Linked DNA regions of Homo sapiens: region 2 is linked to region 1. Evidence: read pairs that join two places in POLR2A ChIA-PET (ENCODE). Cell type or tissue: A673. All regions are shown on one strand.

The links. ChIA-PET counts read pairs that join two places held together with the same protein. Peaks named below come from ENCODE experiments on the same cell type or tissue, not always from the same donor. Only the 100,000 strongest peaks of a DNase experiment are listed, where the experiment ranks them.
Region 2: POLR2A ChIA-PET joins it to region 1 with 11 read pairs; 2 of 35 experiments call an interaction of 5 or more read pairs at or near these places.

The regions. Positions count from the first base shown.
Region 1 is chr19:45,839,059-45,847,058 of GRCh38, reverse strand. SYMPK (symplekin scaffold protein) reads left to right here. Exons shown (of 27, transcript NM_004819.3): 8 at 2,859-3,029; 9 at 4,570-4,809. Among named protein-coding and RNA genes, the nearest start is that of SYMPK, 20 kb to the left of the region's middle. In A673, no CTCF peak of the experiment used is centred here; no DNase peak of the experiment used is centred here.
Region 2 is chr19:46,175,264-46,183,263 of GRCh38, reverse strand. LOC105372424 (a long non-coding RNA gene) reads left to right here and starts at 2,385. Exons shown (of 6, transcript NR_187895.1): 1 at 2,385-2,463; 2 at 2,575-2,659; 3 at 3,727-3,778. It also overlaps a transcript of IGFL2 not described here. In A673, no CTCF peak of the experiment used is centred here; no DNase peak of the experiment used is centred here.

The DNA.
Region 1 (8,000 bases):
ATTTTGAGAGGCCAAGGCAGGCAGATCACTTGGGGTCAGGAGTTCGAGACCACCCTGGCCAACATGGTGAAACCCCTTATCTACTGAAAATACAAAAATTAGCCGGGCATGGTGGCGGGCACCTGTAATCCCAGCTACTTGGGAGGCTGAGGCACGAGAATCGCTTGAACCCAGGAGGCAGAGGTTGCAGTGAGCTGAGACTGTGCCACTGCACTCCAGCCTGGGTGACAGAATGAGACTGTCTCAAAAAAAAAAAAAGTACTATATATACACTTGGTGTCAAGCAATATGGGTGAATCAAAAGGAATAATGTCCCCTCCCTCAGTCCTGCTTTCCAGAGATAAACACTGTTAAGAGTATTATGTTTCCTTTCAGATCTTTCCTGTGCACATGTAGGTATTTGTATGTGTATATGCATAGTGTCTGCATTTGTTTGCTTTTCTGTTTGCAAAAATGAGGCCATGCTTTGTGTTTTCATCTCAGAGACATTATAGTAGCTTGTGTCTGACACACAGCCTATTTTCCCTTGTCTCTGAGCCTGATTCCTCATTGGTAAATTGGGGATCGTTATTATGGCATCTAATTTAGGATGTAGGTATGAGCATTTGGTGTATTAATATGGCTGGAATAGTAAACATTCCATAAATATTAACTATTCTTATGTATTGTTTGACAGCCTTTTTGACTTAATAGTATCAGTGACGTCCTTCCCTGTGAGAATCATATAGTTGCTATACCATATTCCATAGTATAGTTACATTACATTCTATTAAGCAATGCTCTGTTGATGGTCATTTAGATTTTTAATTCACTTTTATTTTTTGAGACGGAGTCTCGCTCTTTCACCCAGGCTGGAGTGCAGTAGCGCTATCTCGGCTCACTGCATGCTCCGCCTCCCGTGTTCACGCCATTCTCCTGCCTCAGCCTCCCGAGTAGCTGGGACCACAGGTGCCCGCCACCACGCCCGGCTAATTTTTTGTATTTTTAGTAGAGACAGGGTTTCACTGTGTTAGCCAGGATGGTCTTGATCTCCTGACCTCGTGATCTGCCCACCTCGGCCTCCCAAAGTGCTGGGATTACAGGCGTGAGCCACCGCGCCCGGCCTAATTCACTATTTTAAATAATGTGGCGTTCAAGTCAAAACTACAATGAAATGTCTCACCCCAGTTAAAGTGACTTTTATCAAAAAGACAACAAATGCTGGCGAGGATGTGGAGAAAGGGAAACACTTGTACACTGTTGGTGAGAATGTCACTTACTACAGCCTAAAAATTGTTTGGAGTTTTGAGGTTCCTCAAAAAATTAAAAATTGAGCTACCATATGATTCAGCAATCCCACTGCTGGATATGTAACCGAAATAAAGGAAATCACTGTATCAAAAAGATAACCCGCACTTCCATATTCATTGCAGCACTAGTCAGAATAGCCAAGACTTCGGAGCAAACTAAGTATTCATCAACAGAGTAATAGATAAAGAAAATGTGGTACTCATACACAATTGAATACTATTCAGCCATAAAAAAGAAGGAGATCCTGTCATTTGCAACAACATGGATGGAAGTGGAAGTCATTAAGTGAAATAAGCCAGGCACCGAAAGACAACTTTGCATGTTCTCACTTATTTGTGAGAGCTAGAAATGAAAACAATTGAACTCATGGAGACAGACGGTAGAATGATGGTTACCAGAGGCTGAAAAGGGTAATGGGCGGTTGGGGAGGAAGTGGGAATGGTTAATGGGTACAAAAAAATAGTTAGAACAAATAAGATCTAGTATTTGATAGCCAAGCATGGTGGCATGTGCCTGTGGTCTCAGCAGCTCAGGAGGCTGAGTTGAGAGGATCACCTGAGTCTGGGTGGTGGAGGTTGCAGTGAGCCGAGATCACGCCACTGCTTTCCACTCTGGGTGACAGAGTGAGACCCCATCTCAGGGAAAAAAAAAAAGATCCAGTATTTGATAGCACAGCAGGGTAACTATACTAAAAAATAATCATACATTTTAAAATAATTGAAATAGTATAATTGGATTGTGTGTAACAAAACGGATAAATGCTTGTGATGGAGACCCCATTTACCCTGATGGTGATAATTATGCATTGCATGCCTGTATCAAAATCTCATGTACCCCATAATTATTTACACCTACTATATACCCATTAAAATTTTTTAAGTTAAAAACATATATATGGCATTCGTTATGTTTCTGTATAGGAAAGGTCTGGAAAGATATCCACCAAAGTTTTAAGCATTAATTTTGGGGACTGTATTGAGGGGAGTGGTGTCACAAGGGACTTTGAGTTGTGTGTATATACACATGTATTCTAGTCTTTCACTATTGCAAGCCCATGCTTTGAACATCTTTATAACTAAATTTTTTTTTTTTTTAATATGGAGTCCAACTCTGTCACCCAGGCTGGAGTGCAGTGGCGCGATCTCGGCTCACTGCAACCTCTGCCTCCTGGGTTCAAGCGATTCTCCTGCCTCAGCCTCCCAAGTAGCTGGGATTACAGGCACAGGCCTTCACACCTGGGCTAATTTCTTGTATTTTTAGTAGAGACGGGGTTTTACCATGTTGGCCAGGCTGGTCTTGAACTCCTGACCTCAAGTGATCTGCCTGCCTTGGCCTCCCAAAGTGCTGGGATTACAGGCATGAGCCACTGCGTCTAGCCCCTTATAACTAAATTTTTATACTCATTAATAGTCTCATAGAACTAATCAACCACCACATTTTCTGTTTTTCCCGCCATTCATAGACATCTAGGTACCAGGATCTGTCCTTCCTTTTAGTCCCAAAAGCTGCTGTCTCCAGAGGCCTGGGAAAACGGATCCCACTGACTGGTTCTCCTCTCTGTCTCTTAGACGTGCTATGGGAAGAGGGCAAGGCAGCCTTGGAGCAGCTGCTTAAGTTCATGGTGCACCCTGCCATCTCCTCCATCAACCTGACCACAGCGCTGGGCTCCCTTGCCAATATCGCCCGCCAGAGACCCATGTTCATGTCTGAGGTGATCCAGGCCTATGAAACTCTGCATGGTAGGTCATTGTCCTCCCCCCTCCCCCTGCCTTCTCTTCACTGGCCAGTCTGCTCTTTCTTTTTTTTTTTTTTTTTTTTTTTTTTTTGAGACAGAGTCTCGCTCTGTCACCAGGCTGGAGTGCAGTGGTGCAATCTTGGCTCACTGCAACCTCTGCCTCCCCAGTTCAAGTGATTCTCCTGCCTCAGCCTCCCGAGTAGCTGGGATTACAGGACACACCACCACACCCAGCTAATTTGTTTACTTTTAGTAGAGACGGGGTTTCACCGTGTTGGCCAGGATGATCTCTATCTCTTGACCTTGTGATTCGCCTGCCTCGGCCTCCTAAAGTGCTGGGATTACAGGTGTGAGCCACTGCACCCGGCCTCAGCCTGCTCATTCTTAAAGAAATGTAGCTCCGTGGTGGACCCCGAGCGCTAGTCATCCATCTGGCAGGCCTGAGATTCTCTACATTAGACAGGAATCTTTTGGCATGTGACAGAAACTTGATTCAGGACTGGCTTTAATATTGAGGTATGTGGGGGTGAAATGACATGATGTCTGTGAAATACTTTCAAATATTCCAGTCCTCTCCCCCCACCAAAAGGGAGGATAGATGTTCCAAGATTAGCGAAATGTTGATGGGTACACAGAGACTCATACCATTTTCTCTGTTTTGTGAAACGAAAACCGAGAAGTCTGGGGTTGGGGTATGAATGCGTACAGGTCGTGGATCTGCATTTCTCCATCTCTCAGCTCTTTGTTTCTCCATTTTAGTTTCACTCTCTGGCCCTTTCCTTAGGGTAGCAAAGATGGCCCCCCATAGTTCATGGCTCCCATTCCGTTCACTTAGCAACACCATGGGAAAGAGAGTGTCTCCTTCCCAACCATTCCAGCAGAAGTCCAAGGGCTGACGGTCATTGTTTCTGATTGGCTGAGCAGAGATTATGAGCCAGTCTCTGAGCCAATTACAGTGGCCAAGGGAATGTGGTATTCTCACTGGCCCCAGGTCTCATGCCCACTCGGAAGGAGACTGGAGAAGGGGGGTCTCCCTTAACGGAGAGTGGGTTGTGTTGTTGGCTGAGGAAGGGGCAGTGGATGCTAGGCAGGCAGAATTACAGGCATCCTTTTTCACTGTGGAACAGGGGAGGCTCACTTATCAGGGTGACCATTAGAAAGTCATCCTGGCGTCAGGGAGACTAGCAGTGAGCTGTTGCAGCAGTTCAGTTGGGGGTTTCTGGAGGCAAAAGTGGTGATTATAACCCTCCCCAAGCGAAGCATATGTGAATTTCCAGACCAGAGATGGAGGAGGACGAAATTGTATGTATTTACTAAAAGAGAGGGTGAGTTTTTCTCTTTAAGATTGACTGATACTGATGGAGACCCCCAGGGTTTGAAGCATCAGCTTGTAAGGCGGAAAGCCACACGTTAGATCTGAGGGTGAAGGAACTTTTCTAGTAGATGCCTGCAAGACCACTGCCCAAGTTTGGGGTTGAGAATTAAGACTGGCAGCATGCCATGAGATCTTCCACAAGACACAGCTCCTGCCACTTTCCTCACAGCCAACCTGCCCCCGACGCTGGCCAAATCGCAGGTGAGCAGTGTGCGTAAGAATCTGAAGCTGCACCTGTTGAGTGTGCTGAAGCACCCGGCTTCCTTGGAGTTCCAGGCCCAGATCACCACCCTGCTGGTGGACCTGGGCACACCTCAGGCCGAGATCGCCCGCAACATGCCGAGCAGCAAGGACACCCGCAAGCGGCCCCGCGATGACTCGGACTCCACACTCAAGAAGATGAAGCTGGGTGAGAGGGGCTGGTGGGGTGGGGCAGGCAGACCATGCTGAAATGTTTCATTATTTACCTTAAACTATGCTGAATTTGTATTTACTAAGATTATATTATAGATTATGTTATGTGGGCCAGGCACAGTGGCTCACACCTGTATTCCCAGCACTTTGGGAAGCTGAGGCGGGCAGATCACTTGAGGCCGGGGTTCAAGACCAACCTAGGCAACATGGCAAAACCCTGTCTCTAATTTTAAAAAATTATAAAATAATTATAAAAATAAATTACAGTATTTAATATGATATATAAATTACAATAGAATTATCAAAATATACGTTTAATAAATTATGCATTATTTAAATTTTACAGAAAGGAATAAAATGAAAATAGTATCCCTCTTATCCCTCTCCCAAGAAGTAACCACTCCCCAGGTGTGAACACTTCTTTATGTTTTCCTCCAGAAGTGCTTTATGTAGAGTGTGGAGCTCTTCTTTCATTCCTTTGTTTTAGTTATCAGATAATTTTCTTTCTGAAGTAATTTTCTAGTGGTTGTATTATTTATCAATAGTGTCAACTATGGCTTTTCTTAACTTTAAGATTTTTTTCTTAAATCACACTTTTTTTCTAGAGCATTTACGAAAGATTTATTTTTTCATTTTAAAAAATAAGGAATTAGGCTGGGCGCAGTGGCTCACGCCTGTAATCCCAGCACTTTGGGAGGCCAAGGCATGTGAATCACCTGAGGTTAGGAGTTTGACACCAGCCTGGCCAACATGGAAAAACCCCGTCTCTACTAATAATACAAAAATTAGCTGGGTGTAGTGGTGCATGCCTGTAATCCCAGATACTCTGGAGGCTGAGGCAGGAGAATCACTTGAACCCAGGAGGCAGAAGTTGCAGTAAGCCGAGATCATGCCATTGCACTCCAGTCTGGGTGACAAGAGTGAAACTCTGTCTCAAAAAAAAAAAAGGTGGGGGGGGAATTGCCAGGCACAGTGGCTCATGCCTGTAATCCCAGCATTTTGGAAGGCCAAGTTGAGGGGATCACCTGAGGTCAGGAGTTCGAAATTAGCCTGGCTAACATGGTGAAACCCTGTCTCTACTAAAAATACAAAAATTAGCCAGGCGTGGTGGTGCACACCTGTAGTTGCTGCTACTTGGGAGGCTGAGGCAGAAGAATTGCTTGAACTGGGGGCAGTGGTTGCAGTGAGCCAAGATTGCACCATTGCACTCCATCCTGGGTGACAGAGCAAGACTCCGTCTCAAAAAAAAAAAAGGAATTTATCTAAGGAGTGAGGTAGGGATCTTACTATGTTTTTTCATAATTAAGTATACTAAGCAGAGTATTCTGTACCTTGTTTTCATTTAGTTTCATTTACTTTCATCTTGGAGTTCTTTATAGAAATCTACCTCATCCTTTTTTTTTTGAGACAGTCTTGCTCTGTTGCCCAGATTGGAGTGCAGTGGTGTAATCTGGGCTCACTGCAGCCTCTGTCTCCCGGGTTCAAGCAATTCTCATACCTCTGCTTCCTGAGTAACTGGAATTACAGGCGAATGCCACCACACCGGGCTAATTTTTGTATTTGTTTGTTTTTTTTTTTTTAAAGATGGAGTTTCACTCTTGTTGCCCAGGCTGGAGTGCAGTGGTGGGATCTTGGCTCACTACAAGCTCTGCCTCCCAGATTCAGGCAATTCTCCTGCCTCAGCCTCCCAAGTAGCTGGGATTACAGGCATGTGCCACCATGCCCAGCTAATTTTGTCTTTTTAGTAGAGACGGGGCTTCACCATGTTGGTCAGGCTGGTCTTGAACTCCTGACCTCAAGTGATCTGCCTGCCTTCGCCTCCTAAAGTGTTGAGATTACAGGCGTGAGCCACTGCACCTGGCCAGGGTTTGTATATTTAAAGTTATATTTTACCCACCAAATTTGTCTTTTTTTTTTTTTTTTTTTTTTTTTGAGACAGTCTCGCTCTGTCACCCAGGCTGGAGTACAGTGGCCTGATCTTGGCTCACTGCAACCTCCGCCTCCCAGGTTTAAGAGATTCTCCCTCCTCAGCCTCCCGAGTAGCTGGGGCTACTGGTGCGCGCCATCATATCTGACCAATTTTTTTGCATTTTTAGTAGAGCCAGGGTTTCACCATGTTGGCCAGGCTGGTCTCAAACTCCTGACCTCAGGTAATCCACCCGCCTCAGGTGATCCCCTGGTTGCCTCAGTACATGGGATCAGGAGGCACATGGTGTCCCATTGTTGGAGATATTAACTTTTGAACGCTTGGTTAACACAGTTTCAACCAGCTTTCTCTAGTGTCAAGTGCCATTTTTATCTTTGTCAGTAATAAGCTGGGGGAGATATTTGAAACTATGTAAAATACATGTTTCTCTTTAAACGTTCACCCAGTGGTTTTTTTGTGTTTTTTTGTTTTGTTTTGTTTTGTTTTGAGACAGAGTCTCGCTCTGTTGCCCAGGCTGGAGTGCAGTGGTGCAATCTTGGCTCACTGCAAGCTCCGCCTCCTGGGTTCACACCATTCTCCTGCCTCAGCCTCCCGAGTAGCTGGGACTACAGGTGCCCGCCATCTGCCCGGCTAATTTTTTGTATTTTTTTTAGTAGAGACGGGGTTTCACCGTGTTAGCCAGTATGGTCTCGATCTCCTGACCTCATGATCCCAAAGTGCTGGGATTACAGGTGTGAGCCACTGCGCCCAGCCTCACCCAGTGGTTTTAACATCCAGTGATGATTGTTGCCTGAGTCTATTATTCTATACTGGCTCCAAAGAGATTTTCCTTCTACATTTATCAGTTGACATTCTGCTGTAAGGAAGAACTTTCTCTTCTTCTTCCCACTTACTATCAGGAATTTGTTTTGAGCATTTCACTTACTTACTAGCATGACAAGATGTTCTAGACTCCTCTTGTACTGTCCTTGCCCCAGCCCTGGAATCAGTCTTTCTTTTTAAGGAACCCTGGTTTCCTTTAAGTGGGGAATAGTTTCAGAAATCAAGGTCTGAGCCCAGGTGTGCCCTTAGGTACCGAGTGTACATTCTTGATAGCCATTACCAAAGTGCCTTCTAAAAAACTGCACCAGGCTGGGCGTGGTGGCTCATGCCTGTAATCCTAGCACTTTGGGAGGCTGAGACAGGTGGATCACCTGAGGTCAGAAATTTGAGACCAGCCTGGCCAACATGGTGAAACCCCATCTCTACTAAAAATACAA
Region 2 (8,000 bases), 340 kb before region 1:
GGATGATGGGGGTGGTTCCTTCATGCTGTTCTCATGATAGTGAGTGAATTCTCATGAGATCTGATGGTTTAAAAATGTGGCACGTCCCCCGTCTTGCTCTCCTGCTGCCATGTACGACATGCCTTTGCTTCCCCCTTTGCTTTCCACCATGATAATTGAAGTCGAGTTTCCCGAGGCCTCCCCAGCCACATGGAACTGTGAGTCAATTAATCTCTTTTGTTTATAAATTACCCAATCTCAGGCAGTAGCTTTATAGCAGTGTGAGAATGGAGTAATACAGTCTGGGAGAGATGGGGAGAAGTGGGAAGCATTGAGAAGAGTATGAGGAGAAAGGGAGAAAGGGGTGAGGTGAGGAGAGACTAGAGAATGTGAGGAGAGACAAGAGAGATGACAGAGAGAGGCAGGAGAGATGGGGAGAAACCACAAGACAGAGGGCAGGAGTGTAGGGAGAGGAGGCAGGGAAAGGCAGGGCCACACTGACCCAATGTCCTTCAGCAGGTGGATGGAGAAACTAACGGCAGTACAGTCATCAGCAAAGTCCTGCTCGGCAATGAAAAGGGACGATCTGACACATGCAACACCGTGGCTGACACGTGCATCGAGAAAGAAAGGATCCAATCTCCAACTCACACAACAAGTTCAGTGCACGGAACGGATGGAGTTTACTGTATGTACATTATGCCTCAATCAACTCAGCTAACAAAAAAGGACTTAAGCTATGCCTGTGACATTATAAGTTTTTTCTTGTACTTGGCTCAAGTTTTCTTTTAGCAAATAGAAATTATGTTAAGATCTCAATATAAACAGTAATTAAGAATGCACTAAAAAAACACAAGCAAATTGTGAGAGAAAAAATGTTCTGGGCATCCAGAATTTTTTTTTTTTTTTTTTTTTTTTTAGGCAAAGTCTTTCTCTGTTGCCCAGGCTGGAGTGCAGTGGTGCGATCTTGGCTCACCACAACCTCTGCCTTCCAGGTTCAAGCAATTCTCCTGCCACAGGCTTCCTGGTAGCTGGGACTACAGGCATGCACCACCAAGCCCGGCTAATTTTTGTATTTTTAGTAGAGACGGGGTTTCACTATGTTGGCCAGGCTCATCTCGAACTCCTGACCTTGTGATCTGCCCACCTCGGCCTCTCAAAGTGTTGGGATTACAGGTGTGAGCCACTGCGCCTGGTCCAGAATTCTTTATCCACTGAAAATACCATTCAAAAATAATGATATAAAATGAGTATATTTTTATGCACACAAAAGTTCAGGGAAATTGTTGCCAGTGAACATGTATTATAGGAGATGCTAAAAAGAAAGTTCTTCCTAATGAAAGAAAATGATGTCTGACTGGAGACCAGATCTGGAGGGAGAAAGGAGAGGTACTGGGAAGGTAATCAGGTTGTAACAATCCTACAAGTTCACCTTGCCCACTGCCCAGAGAGCCAAATATACTGAGAACAACCAGTATTGTTGCAAAGACTTTTGTTATTTCATGGCTAGCCAAGCAAGGAAAACAGAGAGAAACTCCTCAAACCCGTCTCTCCAAGAATTTGGGGGCCAGGGCTTTTTAAGGATCCTTTGACAGGCAGGGAGCTGGGAAACTGAAACAGTTGATGACATCACAGGGACGTCTAAAGCTGTCTTTACGCAGCTGAGTCAGTTCCTGGGAGGGAGTGTCAGGACCAGGCGGCAGCCCTGGGTCTGCCGAAGTGCTAAATCTGAAAACTCTCTCAAAGATCAGTGCTTTAGGTTTCACAATAGTGATGTGATCTACAGAGGTAGTTGGGGAAGTTATAAATCTTGCAACCCCCTGTTATGTGACTCTGGGGCAGGAAGCAACTTATAGAAAAACAAGTTAAGTGATGGCAGGTCATTGTTTGACCACGCCTATTCTTTAGCAAAATTCAAGTCCCCTTCCATAATTTTAAACTCACCTTATGAATGTGGCTTCAATCTCTGGACAAGAAGGAGGGTCAGTTTCCCTTGTCTGCAAGTTGAACTATAAGTTAAATTCCTCTCATAGTTATCTTGGTCTCTGTGCTGGAATAAGAAATAAATAAATAAATAAATAAATAAAACAGAAAACACACAACACACAACCAAATGTAGCAGTGAGGCTGGAAGCAAGATGGAGTCAGTCATGTTTGATTTCTCTCCTTACTTATAATTCTGCAAAGGAGGTTTCAATGTTGGGATGGCAAATATTAAGTATCAACTTGATTGAATACAAGAATGCAAAATATTGTTGCTAGGTGTGTCTGAGAGGGCATTGCCAGAGGAGATTCACATCTGAGTCAGTGCACTGGGAGCAGCAGACCCACCCTCAATCTGGGGGGGCACCATCCAATCGGCTGCCAGCCCAGCTAGGAAAAGTAGGCCAAAGAAAACGGAATGAGTCAACTTGCTGAGTCGTCCAGGCCTTCATCTTTCTTCTGTGCTGGATGCTTCCCTGCTCTTGAACATCAAGACTTCAGGTTCTTTGACTTTTGGACCCTTGGACTTACACCAGTGGTTTGCCAGGTGCTCTCAGGGCTTCCGCCACAGACTGAAGCCTGCACCGTCAGCTTCACTGTCATATTTTTCAGGTTTTGGGACTCAGACTGAGCCACTGCTGGCTTCCTTGCTCCTCAGCTTGCAGATGCCTATTGTGGGACTTCACCTTACAGTCATGTGAGTCAATTCTCCTTAATAAACTCCCTTTCATATATACATATATCCTATTAGTTGTGTCCTCTAGAGAACCTTGACTAATACAAATGTAGTAAATATAAAAGGCTATTTTAAAATTATCAAAATACTGCTGGGCGCGGTGGCTCACGCTTGTAATCTCAGCACTTTGGGAGGCCAAGGCAGGCGGATCACAAGGTCAGGAGTTCGAGACCAGCCTGGTCAATATGGAGAAACCCTGTCTCTACTAAAAACACAAAAATTAGCCGAGTATAGTGGCAGGTGCCTGTAGTTCCAGCTACTCGTGAGGCTGTGGCAGGAGAATTGCTTGAACTCGGGAGGTGGAGGTTGCAGTGAGCTGAGATCGTGCCACTGCACTCCAGCCTGCGCAACAGAGGGAGACTCTGTCTCAGAAAAAAAAAAAAAAGAAAAATATCATCAAAATACCAGTGCCTCAGTAAAGCAGGTGTTTTCTTGGCTCTCAATCAAGATGGAGTTAGGGCTAGTCTGAATACGAAACTCCATTGCAGCATTCCTGTTTCTCATATATGAATATATACATCACAGATGCGTGTATTTGTCTTCTGGAGAGATGGTGAGGTGTTACCAACAAGAGGGAAAACCCTGGGGGAATCTCTATAATCTCTGCCACCCCCAACCAATAGCAATGTTTTTTTGTTTTTGCTTTTTTTGAGACAGAGTCTCACTCTGTCGCCCAGGCTGGAGTGCAGTGGCACAATCTCAGCTCACTGCAACCTCCACCTCCCGGGATCAAGCAATTCTTATGCCTCAGCCCCCCGAGTAGGTGGGATTACAGGCATGCACCAACACTCCCGGCTAATTTTTGTGTTTTCAGCAGAGATGGAGTTTCATCACGTTGGTCAAGCTGGTCTTGAACTCCTGACCTCCCCTCGTGGCCTCCCAAAGGGCTGGGATTATAGGCATGAGCCACTGAGCCCAGCCCAACAGCAATGTTTGTCCTGAGATGCCACTGTTCAGTAAACGATCCACCCATCCTCATAAATGCTCTTCCATTCTACCCTCTTTCCTGCTGTGCTCGGATTCATCAGACCCGATGTGAAGCCTGACTGAGCAGAGTGGAGACCAGCAGCTGCACGTCAAGTAAGGAGGACCCCACCCGAGCCCAAGTCAGGCTGCTCAGATCCTTCCCCTCCTGCAAACCCCTGCCTCTCACAGACCCTGCACACCACAACCAGCTCTGCTCAGACTCCTGCACCCCTGCCTCTCACAGACCCCCCCCACCCTATGACCAGCTCTGCTCAGACACCTGCACCTCTGCAGCCCTGCCTCTCACAGACCCCGCACCCCACAACCAGCTCTGCTCAGACTCCTGCACCCCTGCCTCTCACAGACTCCCCACCCCATGACCAGCTCTGCTCAGAGCTCACCCTGCAGTCCTGCCTCTCACAGACTCTGCACCCCACAACTAGTTCTGCCCAGACCCCTGCATCCCTGCCTCTCACAGACCCCCCACCCCACAACCAGATCTGCCCGGACCCCTGCAGCCCTGCCTCTTTCTCCTCCTCTCCTCACCTATCCTCGTCTCTCCCACCCTGGTCTTCTCTCTCTGCCTCTTCTCTCTGCTCTACTCACTGTGTTGATGAAAAAACCAAACTCTGTAAAATATTTAAAGAGGTTTATTCTGAGCCAATGTGAGTGACCACAGTCTGGGGAACAGAGTCGAGGAAGTTCTGAGAAAGTGTGCCTGAGTTGGTCAGGTTACAGCTTGGTTTTATATATTTTAGGGAGACAGAAGCTACAGGCAAAGACATAAATCAATACACGTAAGGTATACATTGGTTCAGCCTGAAAATGCAGGGCATTTTGAAGTGGGGGCTTATGGGTGGATTCAAAGATTTTCTGATTGGTTGAAAGAGCTAAGCTATCTCTAAAGACTTGAAGTCAGTAGAAAGTAATGCTTGCGTTCAGATAAGGGAAGTTGTGGAAACCAAGGTTCTTTTTATGTAGATGAAATCTCAAGGTAGCAGGCTTCAGAGAGAATAGATGATAAATGTTTCTTTTTAGACCTAAAAGGTGTCAGACTCTCATTTAATCTCTCCTAGATCTGGGAAAGACCTAGAATGGGAAGGAGATTCTGTACAGTTGTAAATTTCTCCCATAAAAAAATGGCTTTGTAGGGCCATTTTAAAATATGTCAAAGAATTATATTTTGGGGCAAAATATTTTGATTTCCTTCAGGGCTGGCTATCTGTAGTGTGATGTTATAAGACAGTCAGGTTGAAATTTGGTATCTTATTGTCACAGAGTCTGTTGTGTTAGCCTTACGATCTCTATTTTTTTTTTCTTTTTGAGGCAGAGTCTTGCTCTGTTGCCCAGGCTGGAGTGCAGTGGCACGATCTTGGCTCACTGCAACCTCCGCCTCCTGGGTTCAAGTGATTCTCCTGCCTCAGCCTCCTGAGTAGCTGGGATTACAGGCATGCGCCACCATGCCCGACTAATTTTTTTATTTTTAGTAGAGACAGGGTTTCATCATGTTGGTCAGGCTGGTCTCGAACTCCTGACCTCATGATCCACCCGCCTCGGCCTCTCAAAGTGCTGGGATTACAGGCGTGAACCACCGCACCCGGCCACGCTCTCTATTTTAATGTTAATGATGGCCAGTTGTGCCTAAACTCCAAGAGGGAAGGGATTGAACACAAGGGGTGTCTGACCTCCCTTCCCATCATGGCCTGGAATTTAGTTTTTCAGATTTCTCTTGGGTCACCTTGGCCAAGAGAGGCTCTGTCCAGTTGGCTGGGGAGCTGAAGATTTTATTTTTGGTTTAGAGCTCCTCCTGGTCTCTCACTGCCCCACTGCATCTCCCAGCCCATCTGCAGTGCCCCTCATCTCCCCCAGCTGCAGCCTCCATCCTCACCCTCCTGTGTCCAGGTGGGGGTGGAATCACAGGACAGCAGGGAGTGAGGGGTAGGAGGACTCTCCAAAGGGATTTGGAAGGGTCCCTGGACCCTAAAATGTTGGGGCTCTTGACTACCTTGGACCATGTCCCCAAGAGTTTTCTCATTCTTTCTCATTCTTTGATGGCCTGATGTGCATAATTACATCTTTTTTTATTCTTATGTGGAGTATTTTATATATAATGCGTATATATATATGTATATATATATTACATTGCCTGATTCCTAGTTCAGTACACATTTGATAAAGGATTAAGTAAACTATCTGTATATTGTTTTGAGACGGAGTCTCACTCTATCATCCAAGCTGGAGGGTAGTGGTACGATCTCAGCTCACTACAACCTCTGCCTCCCAGGCTCAAGTGATCCTCCCACCTCAGCCTCCCCATTAGCTGGGATTATAGGTGCCCACCACCACACCGCTAATTTTTGTATTTTCAGTAGAGACAGGGTTTCACCATGTTGGCCAGGCTGGTCTCGAACTCCACCTCAAGCAATCCTGCCACCCCAGCCTCCCGAGTAGCTGTAACTACAGGTTTGCACCACCATGCCCAGCTATTTTTTTTTTTTAGTAGAGGACAGATCTTTTGAAACAATCCAGTCAAACAAAATTAAGGGCTAAAAAAGATTGAAGAATGAGCAAAACCTTCAAGATATCTGGAACCACATAAAGTGATAAGGGCAGTGGGTAGGGTAATGCGTGTGCTTAGAAGAGCTTGGACTCCCCTTTTCTTCTCCCAACTGGGCAATAGATTCAGTCACATTGCCTCCAACTTGGCCTGAATGTGGGGTGCAGCCCAGTGATAAACTGAAAATGGTGCTTTCAGCCTTGGACCAGAGAGGATGGGGCGCATCTCAGGCAAGCAGCATGGGCAACAGGCTGGGGGGAGTGTGGTCCGGTCACATCGCAGTCTCAACAGCAGCCTGCTGCAGGGTGGCAGGGACCCTCCCAGGGGTGAATGACAGCCCCTAGGATCCCCACTTCCCCCTAGGAGCAGCACCCACATGTGTAGATCCCTGGCATCTGGGCTCTCAAATGGCTCCCAGTTGAGGTTATTCCAGGTTCAGATGCCTGTGGGCTTCTGTGAGGGCTCCCTTTCTGCAGCAATGGCCCTGTGCAATCTTTAGGCAGCTCTGTATGTCAGGCCTGTGGCCTTAGTGGTTGAGGGTTTCTCCCAGAGTCAAGATTATAAAAGCTCATTTTGGATCCCTGCGGGTTTCTCTCTCACTGTTTTCCTGCATCCTAGAGCATCTCCAGCTCTCAGTGTGTCCCCAAGTGGGCGAGTGGCCTCAAACCCTCTTGTTACTTACTTCTGCTGTTTCCTGTCTCTTGCCTGGTCAATGCTAGAATTCTCTCCTAAACAATATATTCAAAATGTGAATATCTACTTCCTGTTTTTGTTCCTCTCTGTGGAAGAGGCACATACTACCTGCATCTAGTCATCCAATTGGATCCTTCTCCAGTTTTCTTTTCTTTTTTTTTTTTTGGCATTAATTTTGATTTTTAAAAATAGTGCTGGGCTGGGAACGGTGGCTCACGCCTGTAATCCCAGGACTTTAGGAGGCCGAGGCGGGCAGATCACGAGGTCAGGAGTTCAAGACCAGCCTGACCAACGTGGTGAAACCCCGTCTCCACTCAAAAAAAAAAAAAAAAAAAAAAAATTAGTCGGGCGTAGTGGCATGCACCTGTAATCCCAGCTACTCAGGAGGCTAAGGCAGGACAATCGCTTGAACCAGGGAGGTGGAGGTTGCAGTGAGCCGAGATTGTGCCACTGAACTCCAGCCTGGGTGACAGAGCGAGACTCCGTTTCAAAAAAAAAAAAAAAAATAGTGCCAGGCACGGTGGCTCATGCTTGTAATCCCAGCACTTTGGGAGGCTGAGGCAGGAGGATCACTTGAGGTCAGGAGTTCGAGACCAGCCTGGCCAAAATGGTGAAACCCCGTCTCTACTAAAAATACAAAAAAATTAGCCAGGTGTGGTGGCGGGCGCCTGTAATCCCAGCTGCTCGGGAGGCTGAGGCAGGAGAATCACTTGAACCTGGGAGGCAGAGGTTGCAGCTGAGTAGAGATCATGCCATTGCACTCCAGTCTGGGTGACACAGCGAGACTGTCTAAAAAAAAAAATTGCACAAAGTATTACTTATCTTATTCATTTTTTGGCACAAAGTATTACCTTACTCATTTTTTGACACCCTCTTAAATTTTGCACCAGAGATGTATACCTCTCTCATTCAACTCTATTCCCTGCCCTGCATGGAGGCATTGTAGAGTGATGTTTAAGAACCTGGGCTCTACAGTTAGATACTTTGGGTTCAAATGCTGATTCTGATTCTTACTATCTTTGTAGTCCTGAGTCAGCTGCTTAACCTCACTGTGAATTATTCAATTTTATTATCTGTAAGTTTGAA